Linked DNA regions of Mus musculus: region 1 is linked to region 2. Evidence: chromatin contacts called from ENCODE Hi-C or POLR2A ChIA-PET data. All regions are on one chromosome and are shown on one strand. Each heading gives the region's core, a stretch centred on a gene start or an enhancer-like site at or near the end of the contact. The rest is flanking DNA. Distances are from core to core; before and after follow the strand shown. Region 1 overlaps Gm34276 (a long non-coding RNA gene). Region 2 has its middle 39 kb from the start of Gm29676.

Evidence for each region. A loop is a pair of places that touch in the nucleus more often than their neighbours do. ChIA-PET counts read pairs that join two places held with the same protein, here RNA polymerase II (POLR2A).
Region 1: a map of gastrocnemius shows a loop between it and region 2 (4-fold over the local background). The contact joins two enhancer-like sites. A Hi-C loop is called at or near these places in 1 of 37 maps with a recorded cell type or tissue (gastrocnemius). POLR2A ChIA-PET finds 5 or more read pairs at or near these places in 1 of 5 experiments (embryonic stem cell).

The regions. Positions count from the first base shown.
Region 1 is chr13:44,538,125-44,544,106 of GRCm38, forward strand. All of the region lies in intron 3 of Gm34276 (a long non-coding RNA gene), which reads right to left. Among named protein-coding and RNA genes, the nearest start is that of Gm34276, 28 kb to the right of the region's middle. Within about 2 kb of position 3,388, at least 1 of the 3 ENCODE cell types and tissues checked has a DNase peak (open chromatin) inside an H3K27ac peak, as active enhancers do; it is gastrocnemius, where a contact is called at or near this core.
Region 2 is chr13:44,296,128-44,302,311 of GRCm38, forward strand. No RefSeq gene overlaps it. Among named protein-coding and RNA genes, the nearest start is that of Gm29676, 39 kb to the left of the region's middle. Within about 2 kb of position 4,711, at least 1 of the 3 ENCODE cell types and tissues checked has a DNase peak (open chromatin) inside an H3K27ac peak, as active enhancers do; it is gastrocnemius, where a contact is called at or near this core.

The DNA.
Region 1 (5,982 bases), core at 2,138-4,637, 240 kb after region 2:
CACTTAGAGTAAAAATCAAGTAATCTGAGCGCCCTTGTTAGAAGAGAAGATTGGAGGCTGGGACGTAGCCCAGCTGGAGAGTGTTTCTCTGGTGGGCACAAGACCCAGCACTGTATGAAGCAGGCATGGCAGTGCATAGATGTTCACCCAAGAGGAAGAAGCAGGAGGAATAGAAATTCAAGGCCATCGATATTTCAAAGTAATACTATTTGACTCAACTTCCTTTTCGGCTCCTGATCTGTCAACAATTACTTAGGTTGGTCCCTTGATTTAGACTTTTCATGTCATTTCCCCTTCTCATTTCCCCTTTCCTCTTCCTTGGTGAGCCTTTGGCGGAAAGCCCCTCCTCTGACTAGGCAGGCATCAGCTGTTTTCCAGGCGTCGCCCCACCTCATTAGGGAAACCTCATTTGGGGGTTTGTCATCTTAGCCATGTCTCATCACTTTGGACTTTACCAGGTCTCTGTTGTTACATTTTAGTGGAGGATGGACCCGAGGCTCAGGAGCGCTTATCCCTCTCTCCCACCAGTGCCACACCATCTCATGGTCTCTTCTTAGCTCCATCTATCAAACACATCAAGATAACTAGCCAACCAGTTAAAAGCAAAAAGCCCATACTCCAAAGAATGCCTCTTGGCTCTACTAGAGTTGGCTTGCCTTTTAATTCTAAAATTTATTAACATATGTAATTTCTGATCAAGCAGAAATGCCACCTGATCAAATAATATCCAAAGACAATCAAAACGGAGGTTGGGAAACTTCTAAGGTGGGTTCTCACTGGTGGAGGTGGAGGCAGGTCTTTGAAAGCTCTACCTGGCCCCTGGCTCCCGCCTTCCTCCCTGCTTCCTAGTTTGCTGTGTTGTAAGTCTCCTCCCCGACACTTTGCTGTTGTTATACCTTCCTCCTATGATGAACCAAAACCCCCCTAAAGTCATCAGCTCCAGTGACTCTCTCTTTCCTAAATGGTTTTCCCCCTGTTGGGTATTTTAGTCACGGTGACACAGAGGTGACTAAAACACTAACAAGAAAGGACACTGACAAAAGGATATTTCTTTCCTGTATTCCTTTTTAATTTTAAATGAGAAATCACTTGCTCTTTGGGTCTTCGTCTAAAGTCCTAAAAATGCCCAGTTGGGGAACAGGCGTTCAAAACCTGAGCCTGTGAAGGACATTCCAGATTCAACCATAACAAATTTTTCCTCCAACAATAAACTCTCTGCACTCAGTAGGACACTGATTCCCAATTCCCAAACACTGAGAAATATGCAGCCATGTTTAAATGATTACATTCTATATTAGTATCTGTATAGCATAACATGCAATAACTATCTATATTACATAATGTAGATCGCACAACTGGACTATGGCTGTTACCAAGAAGACATTGTTGAGAAAGAGGACTCACTACTACTGGCAATTTAACTAGTACAGCCACTGTGGAAATCAGCATGGAAGGTTTAAAGAAAACTAAAAACAGAACTATCGTATGTCTGGATGTTCAGACATACATCCAAAAGATGCTAAGTCAACATATTTGCACATCTATGTTCATAGCTGTTCTGTCTACAGAAGCCAGGTATTAGAATCAACCAACCTAGGTGTCCATCAACAGAGGAGGGATAAAGAAAATGTGGTTCAGGGTCTAGCGAGATGGGTCAGTGGTTAAAAGCCCTGGCTGCTCTTCAGAAGTCCTGGGTTCAATTCCAAGCACCCACCTGGTGGCTCTCAAACATCTCTAACTGTAGCCCATGGGATCCAATACCTTCTTCTGGTGTGCAGACATACATGTGGACAAAACACCCGTATACATAAAATACATAAATAAAATCTTTTTTAAAGTAAGAAAGTGTGGTTCCTTGAATTTCATGCAACTATAAACAACAATGTTTTGTATGCTGGGATTAAAAACATCTGCCACCGTGACTGGTGTATAAGAAAAAAATGAAATTGCAGCGCATACAAGAGAATGGGAAGAACGAGAAGCCATTATGTTAAGCAAAATAAGCTAGATTTAGAAACACAAACACTGCATGTTTCTCTACTTTGTGGAGCTAGAATTTAAAGACACACATATACACATATATATGTGTGTGTGTATATATATATATATATATATATATATATACATACATACATATAGTTGTATTACTCTTCTTTAAGTGTCATCTTAGCCAGATGTGACAGTATAGATCTGTAATCTCAGTACTTAGAAGCTAAGGAAGAGGGGATCATTAGGCCCAGGCAAGCCAGACTTTTGTTTTCTGGGTGGGAGTATCATCTTATAAATCAATTCACAGAGTCGTAGTAAGTGCAAAGTAATAATATCATTGCCACAATCACCGCAATGCTCATAAAAGCAGAGAAGTTGATTTGCAGAGCCTTGACAGCCTTGGGTCCCCCAGCCTTCCTCAGCTGTGACATCGTCCCACAGCCTAGAAGTCAGGAGGGAAGTTCTCTGATGAGGGTCAGACAGAGCTTCTGCTTTCACGGTCCCTGGGGGGTGTCTCAGCACCCCAGAACTTAGAGGGGGAAAATATGAAAACAGCTAGTCTGATGCAACCCTTCTGATTGTAGGTCAAATGACCAGGACTTACACCAAGATGCACTTTCAAATGCTGCCAACCTTTATCAAAGCAACATTTCCTATTCAAAACTCTTAACAGAAAACCCCTGCTTAGGGACGCTTTTCACGTTTGTGTCTGGACCTCCCTGTAATCTCTATTTCTCGCTATTTTATTTATTATTAATGTGTGGGAAAGACAGAGTGACAGAAAGACAGAGGCAGGCAGACACCAGTGCAGAGGACAGAGGACAACTTTCAGGAGTTGGTTCTCTCCTTCTTCTACCTTGTATTCTGGTGATAAACTCACACTTTCAGGCTTTGTGCAAGGGCTTGTACCCCTAAGACCCCATTTTGACAGCCTGGGGAGATGACCTAGTCAGTACAGTGTTTGTCCCTCATGCCTGAGGACCTGAGTTTGATGCTCAGAATTCACATCGAACAACCAGGAATGAGGGAATGAATTTATAACCTCAGTCCTAGGGAGGTAGAGACAGGCGTCCTGGCTAGCCAGCCAAATCAGTAAGCCCATCTTACTAAACAGGGTGGATGGCATCCATTAAGAACAGCCATGCCCATATACAGGGCACATGCATGAGCACCACTAGGGTACCCACCTAGAACTGGCAGATGGAAGGGAGGGGCAAAGGAGAATGACTTCATCAGCCTGAGACTATTCCCTGCGATACCCAAATCAGACCAACAAGCCTCATTGTGCTTGACAGCAAGAAAGTTAGACCTGGCCAGCTCCCTACTACAGATCGCTTTGGGAATCCCCAGGGAATGCCCACATGCTGTACCAATCTGTCCCGCTGATCACTTGCCACCTCAACTGCCACCTGGCCCCATGCCACTGCCCAACCCTGGTTGTGCTCTGAAACCCGACTCTGCAGGCAGCTGCTGTACCCTGAGTTTCACCCCAGGCTGGCCACAAGCCGTTCCCTTAATTCCCCTTGGTGGCAGTTAATGGTAGACTGTCACATTTGAGATGTTACGAAAAGCCAAGGCACCACCAAAGATCACTACAACCCCGAGAACTAGAGCTGGGCGTGCCAGATGGCTGTCCTTTAGGTCCATGGGCCGTGCATAGAGGTTTTATTTCTCAGAGCTCAGTTCTCCTATCCTAACAAGTCCCAATGAATAAAGACAAAAAAATCTTTTCCTACACGGGGGGAGGGGGGGGGAATCACCAGCTTTCTAGAGCCCCCAGGTCTTGAACTATCTGTTTCAGGAAAGGATTAAACTTTACCATGGTTTAGCCAAAAGCCTTTAAAATTTTTTGTCTAGGCAAAATAAACACAGTGAAATATGGCCCCACACCAGAGAAATAGTAAGAACGTAAGAAGACATTGAAACAACTATTTGTTTTTGTTCTTGGTTTTTCTTTTTAAAGATTTATTTATTTATTATATGTAAGTACACTGTAGCTGTCTTCAGACACACCAGAAGAGGGAGTCATATCTTTTTACGGATGGTTGTGAGCTACCATGTGGTTGCTGGGATTTGAACTCGGGGCCTTCGGTAGAGTAGTCAGTGCTCTTAACCACTGAGCCATCTCACCAGCCCTCTTGTTCTTCTTTGTTGTTGTTGGTTTTTTGGGTTTTTTTTGTTGTTGTTGTTTGTTTTAGTTTTTCAAGACAGGGTTTCTCTGTATAGCCCTGGCTGTCCTGGAACTCACTTTGTAGACCAGGCTGGCCTCGAACTCAGAAATCCACCTGCCTCTGCCTCCCGAGTGCTGGGATTAAAGGCATGCGCCACCACGCCCGCCCAGCTGAAACAACTATTTAAGCTTGTTAAAGGGTGAGTTCTCATACTTTTAACCCTTCCTATTCCATGAAAGTCCTCTGGCCAATAACACACGGAAAGATAGTTAGCCTCACTAATGATTAGGAGAAGACAAATCGATACTCACGGAGATCTTTCCTCACACCCATCAGAAAATCTACTATGAGCACACGAGTGTGTGCACAGGCATAGGAAATTAGCATTGGTGAGGATATAGAGAAACTGGAGCCCTTACACACTGCTGGGGAGTGTGCTAAAGGTGCAAATGCAATGGAAAGCCATGTCATGGCTACCTAAAGTATCAGACATATAATTAACCGTACACTCTAGCAACGCCACTCCCGGGATCCAGTAAGCCTACTCGAAGGAATTGAAAGCCGGGTTGCAAAGACACATCTGGGCACTGACCACGTTCGTGGCAGTCCTTTACACAAAGGCCATGAGGCAGAAACAGTGTAGGTGTCCATCAGCAGGTGAGAGGATCAACAAAATGCAGTGGGCAAGTACATGGAATGGGACTTGACTTTTTTTTTAAGGGATGAAATTGAGGCTTGGGATGAAGTTAGTCAGTAAACTGCCTGTTTAGCATGACACCCTGGGCTCATTCCCAGCACTGTCTACAACCAGGTATGTAGGCCAGTAATCCCAGCACTTGAGAGGTAGAGTTAAAAGGATCAGCAATTCAAGGTCAGCTTTGGCTACCCGGGAAGGGCTAGACTCAGTGCACGAGGCCATGTGTCAAAAAGAAATTAAAAAGAAAGAAAGAAACTATACAAGTCCTTATTGTCTGATAGAACCTCAACTTTCTATTGGGTGAGAAACAGTCTCTACAGTTTCTGTTTCTGGTGCCACTCACCACTGGAAGTCACTGAGCCCTTAAGGACGGTGACTGAGACATGATTTGATGCTATCCGTTTTTCATACAAAGTAGGTCAGCATGGGAGCTTGGAGCATGTCATTGGACAGCACAAGGTCTCAACAGTCACAGACCCTGTGGACTTCCTGCAGCAGCACTGGTGGCGCGGGACATTTAAGCTGGTGGCCCCTTTAGGAACAAGCCCTTGCTACACAGACCTCCACTGTCACCTGGCTCAGCTGGATCTCAGCTCTTCTGCTTAAAGACAAAGCACTGTCATGTGCTCTACTCCCTTCTGCTCGACATCACCCTTGGAAGGCTTCTTAGTTTTATACCTGTAGCACATCCAGCCAGAGCGCCACCACCCTCGCCACTGTTCAAACACTCCCAAATACTTAGTGTCTAAGGACAAAATTGCAATCATTTAGCTCAAAGACTTTAATTGGCTTTGTGTATGAATGTGACTTTAGACTCAAGCAAGACTTCGTTCCATAAATAGAGTGTGTTCCAGCAAACCCTGGAGAGGACATCGGTTTCTAGATGAAGAAAGAATAGGGAAGCAAAACCCAACAAGCAGCAGCCAGGTATGGTGCTGCAAACTAGACAGTGGGAGGTAGAAGCAAGAGGAGCTGGAGTTCAAGACCAGTCTAGCCTGAATACCAGATCTGAGGCCAGCCTGGAGTTCATTAGACCATATCTCAAAATAATAAAATAAAACAGTACTTTCCATCTGGGCAGTGGTGGTGCACACCTTTAATCCCAGCACTCAGGAGGCAGAGGCA
Region 2 (6,184 bases), core at 3,461-5,960:
AGTGCAGACAATAGGACAATCCAAAGCCACACAGGCCAGCCACAAGGAGGCATTCACACCAACATTCGGACCCACCAACCAACCATTTGAAAAAGAAAAGCCCCATAGATTCTGAACGTTTCTCAGCAGAGGAGGAGAAGAGAAAACCGATGAGACAAAGGAAAAATGAGGTATGCCTAGTTCCCAGACATCAGTTAGTACCAGGAAATCAGTATTCAGTATGGCACCCTGACAGTTCTATTCTTTCCTGTGCTTTCCTGATCTTGTACAATAAATAAACAGCTTCTAATAACTGAGGAGTAGGGGGAGGAGGAAGAGAAAGGAAGAGGAGGAGGAAAGAAGAAAAAGAAGAAGGAGGAGAGAAGAAAAAGGAGAGGGAAGAGGGAAGAGGGAGGAAGAAGAAGAAGGAGGAGAAGAAGGAGGAGGAGGAGGGGGGAGGGGAGAGGGGAGAGGGAAGAGGGGAAAGGGGAAGGGGGAGGGGGAGAGGGGGAGGGGGAAAGGGAGAAACAGGGAAGAGGGAGGAAGGAGAAGGAGAAGGAGAAGGAGAAGGAGAAGGAGAAGAAGAAGAAGAAGAAGAAGAAGAAGAAGAAGAAGAAGAAGAAGAAGAAGAAGAAGAAGAAGAAGAAGAAGAAGAAGAAGAAAAGAAGGTGGCCACCTCATATGCTAACTGTACAGCTTCCTGAGTTCTGATCATTGAATGTTTGGCTAGTGGGTTGGAGAAGAAAGAAAAAGAATTGATTCCCAGGTTTCAGAAAAGAAGAACTGAGATTTCCAAGAGTGATAGGTTCTCTAACTTCGTTTCATTCCTGGGTTCTGAAGGAAGCATTTGGATAATGAAAAGCAAAGCAGTAAGGGATGCCTAATGGGACTAAAACCCCCTCTCACTTTTCTTTATGTATGTGTATGTGTATGTGTATGTGTATGTGTTTGCCTGCTTGTCTGTATACACACTATGGCATATATGTATGAGTGACTGAAGAAGCCAGAACAGGGAAGTCAGAATCCTTAGAATGGACTTATTGGTGGTCATGAGTCACCTTACATGGGTGCTGGGAACCAAACTTGGGTCCTCTGCATGAACATAAGTACTCTTAGCCACTGAGTCCCCTTATATTGAATTTTTAGTAAGCTACCTTGTTCCTCTTTCCTACATATAAGCACCAAAATATAGTCTCGTAGGCAACTCTGGACATTCTGGAAGTGGTAAAGTTTGATAGCCTAATCTATGCAGAACTTTGTTTACTTCTTTTTTTTTTTCTTTCATTTTGGTTTGAGTTTTTATTTTGTTGGTGGGTGGATGGGTGGGTGGGTGGGTTGATTGGTTTTTTGCATAGGGGATTTAACCAAGGCCAGGGTTGCATTCTGGCCAGGCAGGTGCTCTGCTATTAAGTGTCTCCCTAGACCCTTATTGATTTTAAAGGAAGATCTCCCTAAGTAGCCCAGGCTGGCCTTGAACTTGCTGTGTGACTAACATGGCTTGAAACGCCTGGTCTCCCTGCCTTCATATTCTAAATACTGCGATTGCAGGTACTCCCTCAGAGGCTAGAGGGGTAGGCACCCCTGGAATTGGAGTTTCGGGCAATTGTGACCCATCCAGTTTAATTTTGAGAATTGAACGTGAGTCCTCTGCAAGAACATAAGTGCTCACAACCACTAAAACCATCTCTCTGGCCCCGGAGTTCCATTTTGAATGTTAATCTGTGTCCTCCTAAATATTTTATCAGTGAAGTAATGGTCTAAGAGACACAGGCAAAACATGAGATGAATAATGAAACATAACTTTTTGGCATCAACCACCAAGGTTTTGCTATGCCTTTGGCAATTTAAATTAGAGAAAAAAAAAAAAGTCCTGGTCAAACCCCTATGACCTATGACCTATACCCTATGCTCTATGCCCTATGCCAACAAGTTAAACCTTGTCAAGAACCTAAGGACTTGACTATTTTATATATAGTCCTAAAAAAAGAACTATCGTAACTGTCAAATGAACGTAGTTTTGTTACTGTATCTCAGGAAAAGACAGAACCAGAGAACCAAAATTGGTTTTAGTATAAAAGTGAAAGGTGAGCTAGAACCTTCTGGAGATATCATTTCCCTTCTTTAATACGTTCCACATATATCTGAGCATGTGCCCTGCCAACACCCATGCTATGTTCTCTGGGATACCTCACAGATGCACAGCTCAGAAAGCCACAGTGCAGCTTATGGAGCACCTCACACTTGCCCCAGCATCCCATTCACCCACACTTGGAGCTGCCATTCAGAGCTGCCAACATCTGTCCCAACGATGACCACATTACTCACACACAACAACTGGACTCGGTCCATGTAGGAGAATGTCATCAGGGTCAGTGACTATCTAGGAGCGAAAGAACTCAGCTAGCCTCAAAAGAGAGTGAAGACCAATGGCCATATAATATCATCAACATGATAATATAATATAGAATAATATAAGTGATATAGGGGCCTGTATCACCATGGGTTAACTGCCCTTCTTGTCCTTAAAAGTGAAATAATTGATACTTATGGAAAAACCTAGTTCCTTATGCCAAACAGGGCTCAGAACTCCACTCTCTGGCACAATTCTAAGGCATCATACTTTCTAAGCAAGTGAAGGATGAGAAAGGGTGGGTGAGGGGTGTGGGAAGGCTGATCACTGGCTGATCACTGGACTAGAGCACCTAAAAGATGCAGAAGACCTCCGCATCCTCACTGCCATGACAGCAGTCCACATACACATGAACCAAGTGTTCTTCTTCATAGCAGCCATGTCTTGGTCATTGTTCTATTGCTGGGGAGAGACACCTTGACCATGGCAACTCTTATAAAGGAAAGCATTTAACTGGGGGTTGGCTTGCTATTTCAAAGTTTTAGTCCATTATCATTATGGCAGGGAGCAAGTCGGCACACACAAGTGTGTGTGTGTGTGTGAGAGAGAGAGAGAGAGGAAGAGAGAATGAGAGAGAGAGAGAGAGAGAGAGAGAGAGAGAGAGAGAGAGAAAGAGAAAGAGAAAGAGAAAGAGAAAGAGAAAGAGAAAGAGAAAGAGAAAGAGAAAGAGAAAGAGAAAGAGAAAGAGAAAGAAAGAGAGCCTCTGGGCCTGGAGTGGGCCCATCCCCAGTGTCACACTTCCTCCATCGAGGCCAAACCTACCCCAACAAGACCCTACTTCCTAATCCTTTTAAGTAGTGCCACTCTCTGGTGACCAAGCATTCAAATCTATGAGCCTGTGCGTTCATTCTTATTCAAACCACCACAAAGGGGATGTTATTCCCATCTTACAGAGGAGAACAATCAAGGGGAAATGAGGAGATCATTTCTCAAGATGTTTCAAATAGAAAAGAGAGCCAAGTTTCCAAGCTCAGCACCATTCCTGTTATTTAACCTCTGTAAAAATCCATCCAGATATTATCTAAAGAAGGTTTGGACGGAAAACATTAAGAATTCACAGAAACATAAGGACTGGTTTGTCCCATGATGTTCTGCATAAGTTATTAATACCATGTCTCATGCTACTGTTTACAATTTTCTTAATTTAGAGACATATCAGGGCAACACCTACTGTCTTTCTTTCTTAAACAGTCTCCTTCTAACTTCAGGACACAGAAATTCACCCCAGAATCTCATCAGCATAAGGCAATTCTGTGTCCACACAGGATCCACTAGTCAAGAAAGCTCTCTTTGTATCTCCCATCTTCCCAAGTCTTTTAGACCTTGTGCTGAGCTGTGCAACCATTGCTGTCATAGCAACCACACTTCACCCTTCATAACCTTACTCATCCACACTACAACCTGAACCCTTGAACCCCATAAGGCAACTAAAAAAGGGAAGAATGTTCACCATCAGTGTTAGTTCAATGGGATTTAGAATCAACTAGGACACAAGCCTGTGGTATGAACCTTTCCAGAGAGAGCTAATTGATGAGGGAAGACCTAGAAGCATCATGGGTAGGCTGGACTCCCAGAAATGAATAAAAAGTAAAACAGAAAACATCTAAAGAGCAGGGGGATTAATCTCTCTCTGCTTCCTGATTGTGGCCATAATGTCACCACCTCATATTCCTACCACCATGGTGCCTTCCCCTCAACACGGGGCTGTGTCCCCTCAAACGGTGAGCCCAAATGAGCCCTTGCTTCCTTACACTGCTTGGGTTGGGTGATTTGTCGCAGCATTGAGAAAAGGTATTGAATACAGAAGACCCAGGTTCAGAACCAGGGCACCACAAGCTCACCCCAAGCCAGCTAGCACTTGGCTGGGGCAGATGCGTTAGTACTCTGTTGTTCCTGTCCATCCTGAGTCCTGTCCCCAGTGTGACTGTTACAGAAGCTCTACCTTGCCTTAGAATCCTTATGCTGAGTCAATACCCATCTTCCTCATTAACCGGAGACCTGCTAGCATCATCTTCACTTTGGGGCCCCTTCACTTACATTAACCCCTCCTCTTAGCCCTCTGCCCTCTCTTCACTATCCTGTGGCATTCCCCTCAGAAATCTGTTCTAAAGCCAGCCCTGGTGTTTCCTTCCTCCTCTGAAGCATCCCTTGTTTGTGTCTTTCTCTTGGTTCTCGAGATGGACTGCCAAGTATTTCTCATCCTCCCCTCGTGTCTTCTTTTAGTATTTTAAATTGTACAAACAACAGTGCGGATTATCTCTTTTCGTGCACACATCCTGTCTGCTCACCCGCACTGGGCGTCCTCCAAGGTTCTGTCCTTTCCCATCTGCTCATCTCGCTTTCTAATGACTCCCTTGGATAGGTTTCTCCCGCTTGCATAACACCACAGGTTCTTTCACAGTCGTACCCGAGCCCTATTCAAGGGCCACTGGCCTAACAGCCCTTTCCCTTTCTCTTAATCACTCCAGATGCCCACTATTTTCTAAAGGCCACCTCCGACTCGAAGGATGCTTCCTTCAAAGTACACAGCTCAATAATTATCTATGCATTTCCTAAGTTTCTTTGAAACAAATTTGGTGGTCTGCATGTGCACATACATGAATGAGCACATATGGGCATTCATATATGACTACGCATGTGTGAGAGTTAGAGGACAACTTGCAGAAGTTGTCTATTTATTATGTAGACAGGGATGGAACTCAGGTCATCAGGTTTAAACAGGAGTTGCCTTTACCCACGGAGCCATCGCACTGGCCCTGAGTTTCTAGAGCACTTGTATCTACACAAACAATCTAATGCCTGCATATATTCCAGTCTTGTTATCAGTGACCATTCACGTCTCCTGTTTCTCTAAATCGTGCCCTTCCTGAGGACAACAACCAAGTCATGTGCGTGTTTCTCTAGCACAGTTCAGGGTGTTCTGGCTGCTTTGTAACCTGCTTGCAATCTGTACTTCAAGAGTTAAATCATCGGGGCTAGAAAGAAGGCTCAGAGGTTAAGAGTGCTTGATGCTTATACAAATGGCCAGAGTTTGGTTCTCAGCACTACAATCGGGCAGCTAACAACTGCCTGTAAGTCAATTTCCAGAGAATCCAATACCTTCTTCCAGCATCTATAGGCATAAACATAAAGGATACAATAAATAAATAAACAAGCAAACAGTTAATTAATTAACTTAACTTAGTAAGTCCTGAAAAAGATGAGTTAATAGAATTCAGGATTTTGGTTTCAAATGGGGCTCGGCAAACAATAATCATAGTTGCAAAATCAGAAAGAGAGAAAAATAAAATTCTAAACCGAAATCCTTGGAAGAACGGGTTCTGTATGCTTAAGAATCTTTTCTCACAGGTCACTGGATTTAAAGACAGTGCAGACAGCCCCAAGCATCACAGGGTTGCTTCAGTTCGTTATTTAAGAGCCAAAACAGGACCGTGAAAGAAGCTGTCTGGAGCCTGATTCAGCCCTCACTCTGCCAAGTGCAGGGTCACATGTGGCCAAGCAAAGCAGAGCCGATGAAAGCCAGTACGTCAAGCTTCCTATCAGATCCTCGGCTCTAGCTGCTGCTAGCATTTCACACGGCACCGGTCACACCTGTGTTCTCAAGCCAAGAACACTGGCCAGCTCAGCACCTTCTGAAACCCACGGGGCTGGGATCCAAGGCAAACATGAAATAACAGGTGACTCACGGCAGTGAGAACCCAGCAGCTGCCATTGTAATCCACGGAGCTCACCCACAATGCAACAGGGCAGGGGATAACTTGCAGTGAGTCGGATTTAGGGTTGGTTCAACCTTCA